Linked DNA regions of Homo sapiens: region 1 is linked to region 2. Evidence: chromatin contacts called from ENCODE Hi-C or POLR2A ChIA-PET data. All regions are on one chromosome and are shown on one strand. The core of a region is the stretch at or near the end of the contact, and the rest is flanking DNA. Distances in the headings are between cores, read along the strand shown.

Evidence for each region. Hi-C counts contacts between places; a loop is a spot of excess contacts on that map. ChIA-PET counts read pairs that join two places held with the same protein, here RNA polymerase II (POLR2A). Pooled maps may share reads with other maps.
Region 1: a pooled map shows a loop between it and region 2 (2.0-fold over the local background). The contact joins the enhancer-like site here to the promoter of PPP1R3C in region 2. A Hi-C loop is called at or near these places in 1 of 50 pooled maps. POLR2A ChIA-PET finds 5 or more read pairs at or near these places in 3 of 52 experiments (AG04449, AG04450 and WTC11).

The regions. Positions count from the first base shown.
Region 1 is chr10:91,882,265-91,886,129 of GRCh38, reverse strand. No RefSeq gene overlaps it. Among named protein-coding and RNA genes, the nearest start is that of FGFBP3-AS1, 24 kb to the left of the region's middle. Within about 2 kb of position 2,334, at least 9 of the 41 ENCODE cell types and tissues checked have a DNase peak (open chromatin) inside an H3K27ac peak, as active enhancers do.
Region 2 is chr10:91,631,260-91,634,709 of GRCh38, reverse strand. It overlaps PPP1R3C (protein phosphatase 1 regulatory subunit 3C), which reads left to right and starts at 1,639. Exons shown (of 2, transcript NM_005398.7): 1 at 1,639-1,754. The coding sequence starts at 1,741. RefSeq lists enhancers at 1,007-1,506, 1,507-2,008 and a silencer at 1,533-1,672.

The DNA of each region.
Region 1 (3,865 bases), core at 1,085-3,584, 250 kb before region 2:
AAAAGAGTGTAAATGCTTCACTTTTATTACATGACTCAATGACCATAAAAATTAGAGACAGTGTGATTAAGTGGGCGTCAGTCCATTTTATGTTGCTATAACAGAAAACCCAAGACTGGGTAATTTATAAAGAACAGAGATTTATTTCCTACAGTTCTGGAGGCTGAAAAGACCAAGATCTGGCAACTGCGTCTGGTTGGCTTCCAGTGCGGGTCCCATGCGGCAACATCACATGGCATAAGGCATCATAGGGCAAGGGGGGTGGGGGTGCACTGAGACCCAAACTGGCTTTCATAACAGACTTACTCTCATGATAACTAACCCACTCCTGTGATAACCCACTAAGCTATTCATCCATCAATGGATTAATCCATTCATGAGGGCAGAGCGCTTCTGACCCTAATCCACCTCTTAATATGGTTATATTGGGGATTAAGTTTTAACATGAATTTCAGAGGGGACAAACATTCAAACCATAGCAGCATGCAAAACAAAATGACATTTATTATTACTAGAGAAAGTAAATTAGCATGCACAGAAAGAGTGAAAGGAAATGTCCAAGGAGAATGTGAATTTACTCCTTCAATTAGTACTTCAAGGGCTCATGATGAGCCAGGCTCTGGAGAATGAGCGGGCCATTGGTCCTGCCTTCAGGGATGTCCCATTCAACCAGAGGAAGAGTGTTGAATCAAGTGGTCCATATCACCAAGGCCAAGTACCAGGTGCTGCAGGAGCCCCTCAAGGAGCGATACTCCACGGGTTCGGGGTCACAGCTGTGTGAAGACGGGGGAAGAAGGAGAATTCCGGCAGGTTTCCTGAAGGAAGAAATGCTAAACTGAAACCTGAAGAAAGAGCGGAAGTTAGGCCAGTGGGTCTCCAACACTGCTGGACGTTGGAATCACCTGGGGAGCTTTAAAAAACTCCCCACAATCAAATCATAATGTCTAGCGTGAGAGTCTGGGATCAGAATTTTCCAAAAAACATTCCAGGTGATTCCAATGAACAGCAAAGTTTGGGGAATTACTAAGGCAAAGGGAGGGAAGCTAAGGTTTTTAGGTTTTCTCAAGGAAAACACTTGGCCAGCAGGCATGGTGCAGGTGCTAGGATATAATTGTTCTTTGATTCGTCCTTCTGCTTCTCACTGCCCTGCCTCTAGTAAGCACTCAGGAATGTTTACTGATACTGGAACAAAAGCTAATAAAAATTTAGATGTATCCAAAAACCAGTCCTTCCTCAAGAATGTCTTTTAGCACTCACTGTTGATGAGTTAGGGTCTAAAATGTATAATGGCAGGCTCTCACAGAAGGACATAAAATCCAGCATTTTGGCAGCTAGGGGAAAAAAATCCCTCTTCTCTCAATTCCTGTTCTCCATCTTCAGTCATTGCTATAATTGTAACTTCACAGGCAACCATCCAAGCAATTTTGTTTCTATCTTCAAATGGCTTCCCCCTCTTTATTAAAAAAAAGCGCAAGGCCTGCCAAAATTCAGAGTATTTTAATTATGAAAGGTCAAGAACAGCCTAAACAAGAGGCCACAAAAGAAAGAATATTCCTGCTGGTGAAGGGAGACAAGGTATGGGGGCTGGAAGCAAGGGCCCTCCCTCTACCCGGGGGCCACATTTTATGCCTGCTGCTCTCAGAGAGCAGGATTTGCCCATCACTGTCTCCTGGCTAAGCACACTTTGACATTCTGCTCTGTAATGTACCTTGGCATGAAATGGCCTCTGGCAATTTATCTCCTGCTTTAAATGGTAATTTCAAGCCTACAGGGTCTTTAAATGGGAAACGGGAAAGAAAACCTCTTTTAATCCAGGCTGAGGCAGCCTGCATTTTCATTAGCTCACAGACCACAGGGTAGGAACTCCTTTTCTAGGAGAAGACGGGTCTCTGACATTCTAAGAGATCTATTGAAGCTCAGACTAAGAACATGATGTCACACCACTCAAGCAGCGCCCCAGGGAGCAACATCCCCACGTTGGCTCTATCTTATTATATTCACCTCTAGGGACCTTTACATCTCTCCGTAGGAAAGCAGGAAGGGAAATGCAAAATGGATTCTGTCTTATTGGTCCTCCCCTGAAGCACTAGGTCCAACTGTGACCCCATGGGATTAGCAGGGGGAGTTTTGTGACTTAGATTCAAGCCACAAAAGCTCTCTCAAATGCCGGAGACTCCACGGGGACCAGGCAGGGAACGGGGTGTGGCCGGAGAGGACTTTTTTCATTAGTCCTGGATCACACACAGGCGGTAAGGTGTCTGTGCCTCTGAAGCCAACCCGTAATGCATGATCAGCACAAAGCCCTGAGCAGTGGAAGCTGACCTAACATGACGCAAAGCCTGTTGACAAGGAAGCAGAGCGTGTTTCGTGGAATGTAAGTGTGGGTTTTGAAGCAGGCTGTCCAAGTCTCGCTAGGAGCTGTCGCCGAGCCCTGAAAATCAGTCAGGCTTTTCCAAATATCTTTCCTCTTGGGCACAGTGAGGTCACGCCTCCTCACATTTATATGCCGTTTCTAGTCTGCCAAATGTTTTCACAGACATTACCTCATCTGAGCCTCTTAGCCCCTCTTCCAGTCGCCAGGGCATATGTGATTATTCTCCCTCTTTTAGCAGCATGGGAAACTGAGGCTCAGAGGGAGTAAATGACATGGGGGGAAAGAGCTGCCCTCTTGAGCCCAGAGCTGACTCTAAAGTGCTTTCTATCCACTGGAATTCTTCAAGTCTGGGCTGAATGTTACTTGTATCTGAACCACCAAGGAAGTTCAGGAAAAATATAGATTTCTGGGCCCCACTCTGACCTTCTGAAACTGACCCTCTGGGCAACACTCAGGAACCTTTTTTTTTTTAGAGATAGGGTCTCACTCTGCCACTTGGGCAGGAATGCAGTGGCAGGATCATAGCTCACTGCAGTCTTGAACTCCTGGCCTAAAGCAACACTCCGGCCTTAGCCTCCCGAGTAGCTGGGACTAAAGGAGCAGGCCACTGCCCCCGGCTTATTAAAAAAATATATATATATATATATTTTGTGGTACAGATGGAGTTTCACTAGTTGCCCTGGCTGCAGAAGACTATTTTTAACCTGAAGATTCCCCAGCCGATTCTGGTAAGAATCACTTTTGGTAACTAAAATATATAAGTCAACTTTATATATAAGCCAAAAGCCAGCCTCATGCTTAAGGGAAGAACACTAGAAACATTTCTTTAAAGTCAAGAACCAGATAAGACTGCCCACCATCACTATTTAACATTGTTCTGCAAATAGTAGCTGATGTTATTAGTCAAGAGAAAAAAAAAGTTTAAAAAATTTAAAGGATAAAGTAAAATTATTTTTACTTCCAATTCAGATATTATCTGAACCCAAGAAAATCAACTGAAAAACCATCTCAAACAATAAAAAAATTCAGTAAGATGGGTGCACATAAAATTAATAAATAAAAATTAATAGCTTTCCTATTTATACATAAAAAGCAGTTATAAGATGTAATGGAAGAAAATATTCCATTTATATAATAACAAAAAATATATACCTAAGAATAAATGTAACAATGAGAAGAATTGTTACTTAGAGACACTATTATTATTATTATTATTATTTTGAGACAGGATCTCACTCTGTTGCCCAGGCTGGAGTACAGTGGTGAGATCTCGGCTCATTGCAACCTCCACCTCCTGGGCTCAAGCAATCCTCTCACCTCAGCCTCCTCAGTAGCTGGGACTATAGGTGCATGCCACTACACTTGGTTAATTTTTGTTTAAAAATTTTTTGTAGAGACCAGGTCTCACTGTGTTCCCCAGTCTGCTTATATACTATTCTTGTACAGAAAGATTCAATAATATAACTTAATTTCTTCCTAAATTAATATACA
Region 2 (3,450 bases), core at 390-2,889:
GTCTTGAACTCCTGGCCTCAAGTGATCCACTGGGCAGATTTCCTGACCATTCAGTGTCTCCGTTTTCTTTTCTCTAAAATGGGATTAATAATTGGACATATCACATAGGGTTGTTGTGAGGATTGAATTGATAGCACATAGTGTTTGGCACAGAGTAAAGGCTCAACAAGCAGCAGCTATTCTCAATATTTTAGCTCAGGCACCAGGCGCCTTGAGGTGATAGAGTAAAAACTCTAGCTGAGAGATCAAGTAGAAACTTGGGAACTAGCCCGGGTGGAACACAGGCACTGGGCATCGTGCTGAGTCTGTTCATTGGCACCATCTTACTTCATCTTCAGAACGTTACTATCTCTGTTTTACACATGAGGAAACTGAGGTTAGAACTTGCCTAGATTCGTGTAGCTAGTAAGTGTCAATCCAAAGACCTTCCAGCTAGTTTTGGTTGAGCTAAAGGGGCTAGAAGACCTGCCATTAGTTAGATATTTCATTTCAAAAATAAAACCCAGGCATGAAGTCCCTTTCCCAGTGATATTCAGTGTGATTTTTTTCTTCACTCTAATAATTTTAACAATTCCACTGTTTGACAGTTGTTTAAAAGACATAGGAATTTTTGTATATTTTAATTGACTAATGGATAGCTCAATTAGGGGAGCAAAACTAGGATGTGGGTTTTATAAAAATAATTTAGACTTGACTTAGACATTTAATTTTACAGTTGTAAATGATGGTCTAAAAATTCTTCAAACTAATCAAAATAATGAAACTTCAGCGAAAGTGAGTGGCTCAGAAGGCCCATGAAACATACGGCGTGATTTTTTAAATTTTATTTTAACATTTTGATTTCCACACCACTGCCAAAGGACGTCAGAATTGAGTAAGGGGTTTGGGTTGACTGCTGCCTCTTGACCGGCTGTATGTGTGAAAAGGGTCATTTCACTTCCGGCTTTAGTGTTCCCCGCAGGGGAGAAAATTGAAGAATAGACAGAAATACGAAGTGTCTTTTAATTAAATGCCACCTTGGTGTTTTATGGGGCTCGTATGCTTTCCTAACAACATTTGTTAGATAAGTTGGTAATTCCCGGCAGCTGTCTACTGTGTGGTGCATCTGTGAACTCATACTAATCGAAAAGCATGCAGCCAGTTTGGGATCGCGCAGGCTAAGGTGAGGGAGAAATGCGGATACACCGGGTAATGAACGATATAAACATTTCAAATGCGATACACATTCGGTTTGAGCCACATCTTCTGTGTGCAGATTCACCCGCAGTGACCCACAAAGCTATTCCCAAGTAACAGCCGCCCCAAGCCTGAGGCACTGGCGCCCCGCCTGGGCGAGGCTGGCTGCGCTCTCTCTTGGCCGGCGCCCGCTGCATGCGGTACGTGCCTGCCCGGCCCCTAGCCCAGGGTTCCCGTTACGCGGCTGGTTCCAGCTGGCCGCGGAGTCCCAGAACCTCCCCGCGATGCCCAGATAGCTCTCTGCACGTCTCGCCCCGGGGCGATCACGTTGCCGGGGCGAGGGCTGGCGCCCCAGCTGGGCGCTGGTTGGTCGCGCCCTGGGGCTCGAGGCCCGGCGATTGGTCCCAGGGATCGGGTCACGTGCTTGGGAGCAGATAAGCGGCCTCTAGGCGCCGGGCCCTCAGTCTCTCCCAGCGACCGCCGCGGGGGCAAGGCCTGGAGCTGTGGTTCGAATTTGTGCAGGCAGCGGGTGCTGGCTTTTAGGGTCCGCCGCCTCTCTGCCTAATGAGCTGCACCAGGTAGGTTCGCTGCAACTCTGCGCGCTAGGAACACAGGGGAACGCGCAGCTGTGGGGAAGTTGGGGGGCGTTTCAGTTCTATCATCTCTGGAAATGGACACCCCAGGGGGAGGACAAGTGGACTGACTGCGTAGTTGAATCTGGCAACCGAGAGGCCTTGGAGGTGTAGAAATTTGGCTCTATTTCTTAAGCAGAGCCTATTTTAGTAATCAGCATCTTAAAGCAGAAATTATCTTAACGTGAATCAGCTTGAGTTAGGATTTTCTCATGGATGCGGCTGTTCTTTTGGTCCTGCACAAATGTCCCAAAGACTCGGGCAGCTGAAGTGGTGAGAACAGCACTCTGACATTGCTGGTTAGGTGGTTTAGCTTGGAGGAAAAAAATTACAGGACGACGTTTGCATTCATTCGTCCTTCTTATCACAGTTTGCCATAGCAAAATCTCAAGAGTTTGAGCAAACGATTACTTTTAACTCTTGTCCAGGACTTAAAGTTCCAAGGAAATCACCCAAACTAAAACTGTCTTTCTATAAATGCAAAAAGTAAAAAAAAAAAAACAAAAAAACCAAAAAAAACCTCCCATAAAACTACTTTAAATAGCTTCTCCAGACATAGCTTAGCAGAAGACTTCTCTAAAAATCCTGCCTATTAACTATTATTAGACCCACAAATATAGCTTTAGCTTTCATTTGTTTGTTCTAAGTTTGCAGATCTCCCAGAAAAACCCCAGAGCTAACACAGTAAATTCTGCGAGTGTTATTACACACTTTTGTGATAATGACCACTTGCATACATGTTTAGAGCTGCTGTGAGGAGAGTTACTAAAGCCAGACTGAGAAATGTCGTGTACAGTATACACACACCTCTTACTTGTAAGGCTAAGATAGGGAAAAAAATCTTAATACCATAAGCTTGGAAATATATGATGAGGGCTAAAGGTCAGAGAAAAGTCTTCTTTATAGATGCTTCTTGGTTTAATATTGCTGAGCATAGTCATGTTTAAAACTTTAAATGGTTTTATTGTCTTTCTACTTATAAATGTCTATTAGAAAATGCCAAAAAAGAACAAAAACGAAAATAGATAATCTATAATCCTATCACCCAGAAATAATAATTATTAAATTATTAGGAAAGGTGTATTTCCTATAGAGTTTTTCAATATTTATAAGTTTGTATATATAAAATGTATATTTTAAAACACTCCAACTTTCAGGTAATCAGTTTTTCCACTTAAATGTGGACTTGTCATGGGCATCTCTTTAGGTGAATTATCAATTATATAGTTTTTAAGTGCATATGAATTGTTGGCTTGTATTTCAGTGGTTATTTGTGAAAAATAAGAGCATGATAATCAAAGTGCAAAGATGATTCTTTGACTTCTTCTCTAGCCTTCTCACTCTCAAAACTGTTGCATGTTATTTTTTTTTTTTCAAGTGAATTACCTTACCAGAGAAGTGTCAATCAATTTAGCAGCAAAATAAGCCAACGTAGCCAGAGGGAGCAGAGGGTCTGGAACTGTGGCTCCTGAACCTGTCTGGTCATTAGAATCACCTGGGAAGCTTTAAGAACATACCCATCCCTTGGCCCTAGCCCCAGAAGTTCTGCCTCAGTAGTTCTGAGTCCCAGGAATTGGAAAGAAAGAAGAAAGAGAAAGAGAGAGAGAGAGGAAGAAAGGAAGGAAGGAGGGAAGGAGGAAAG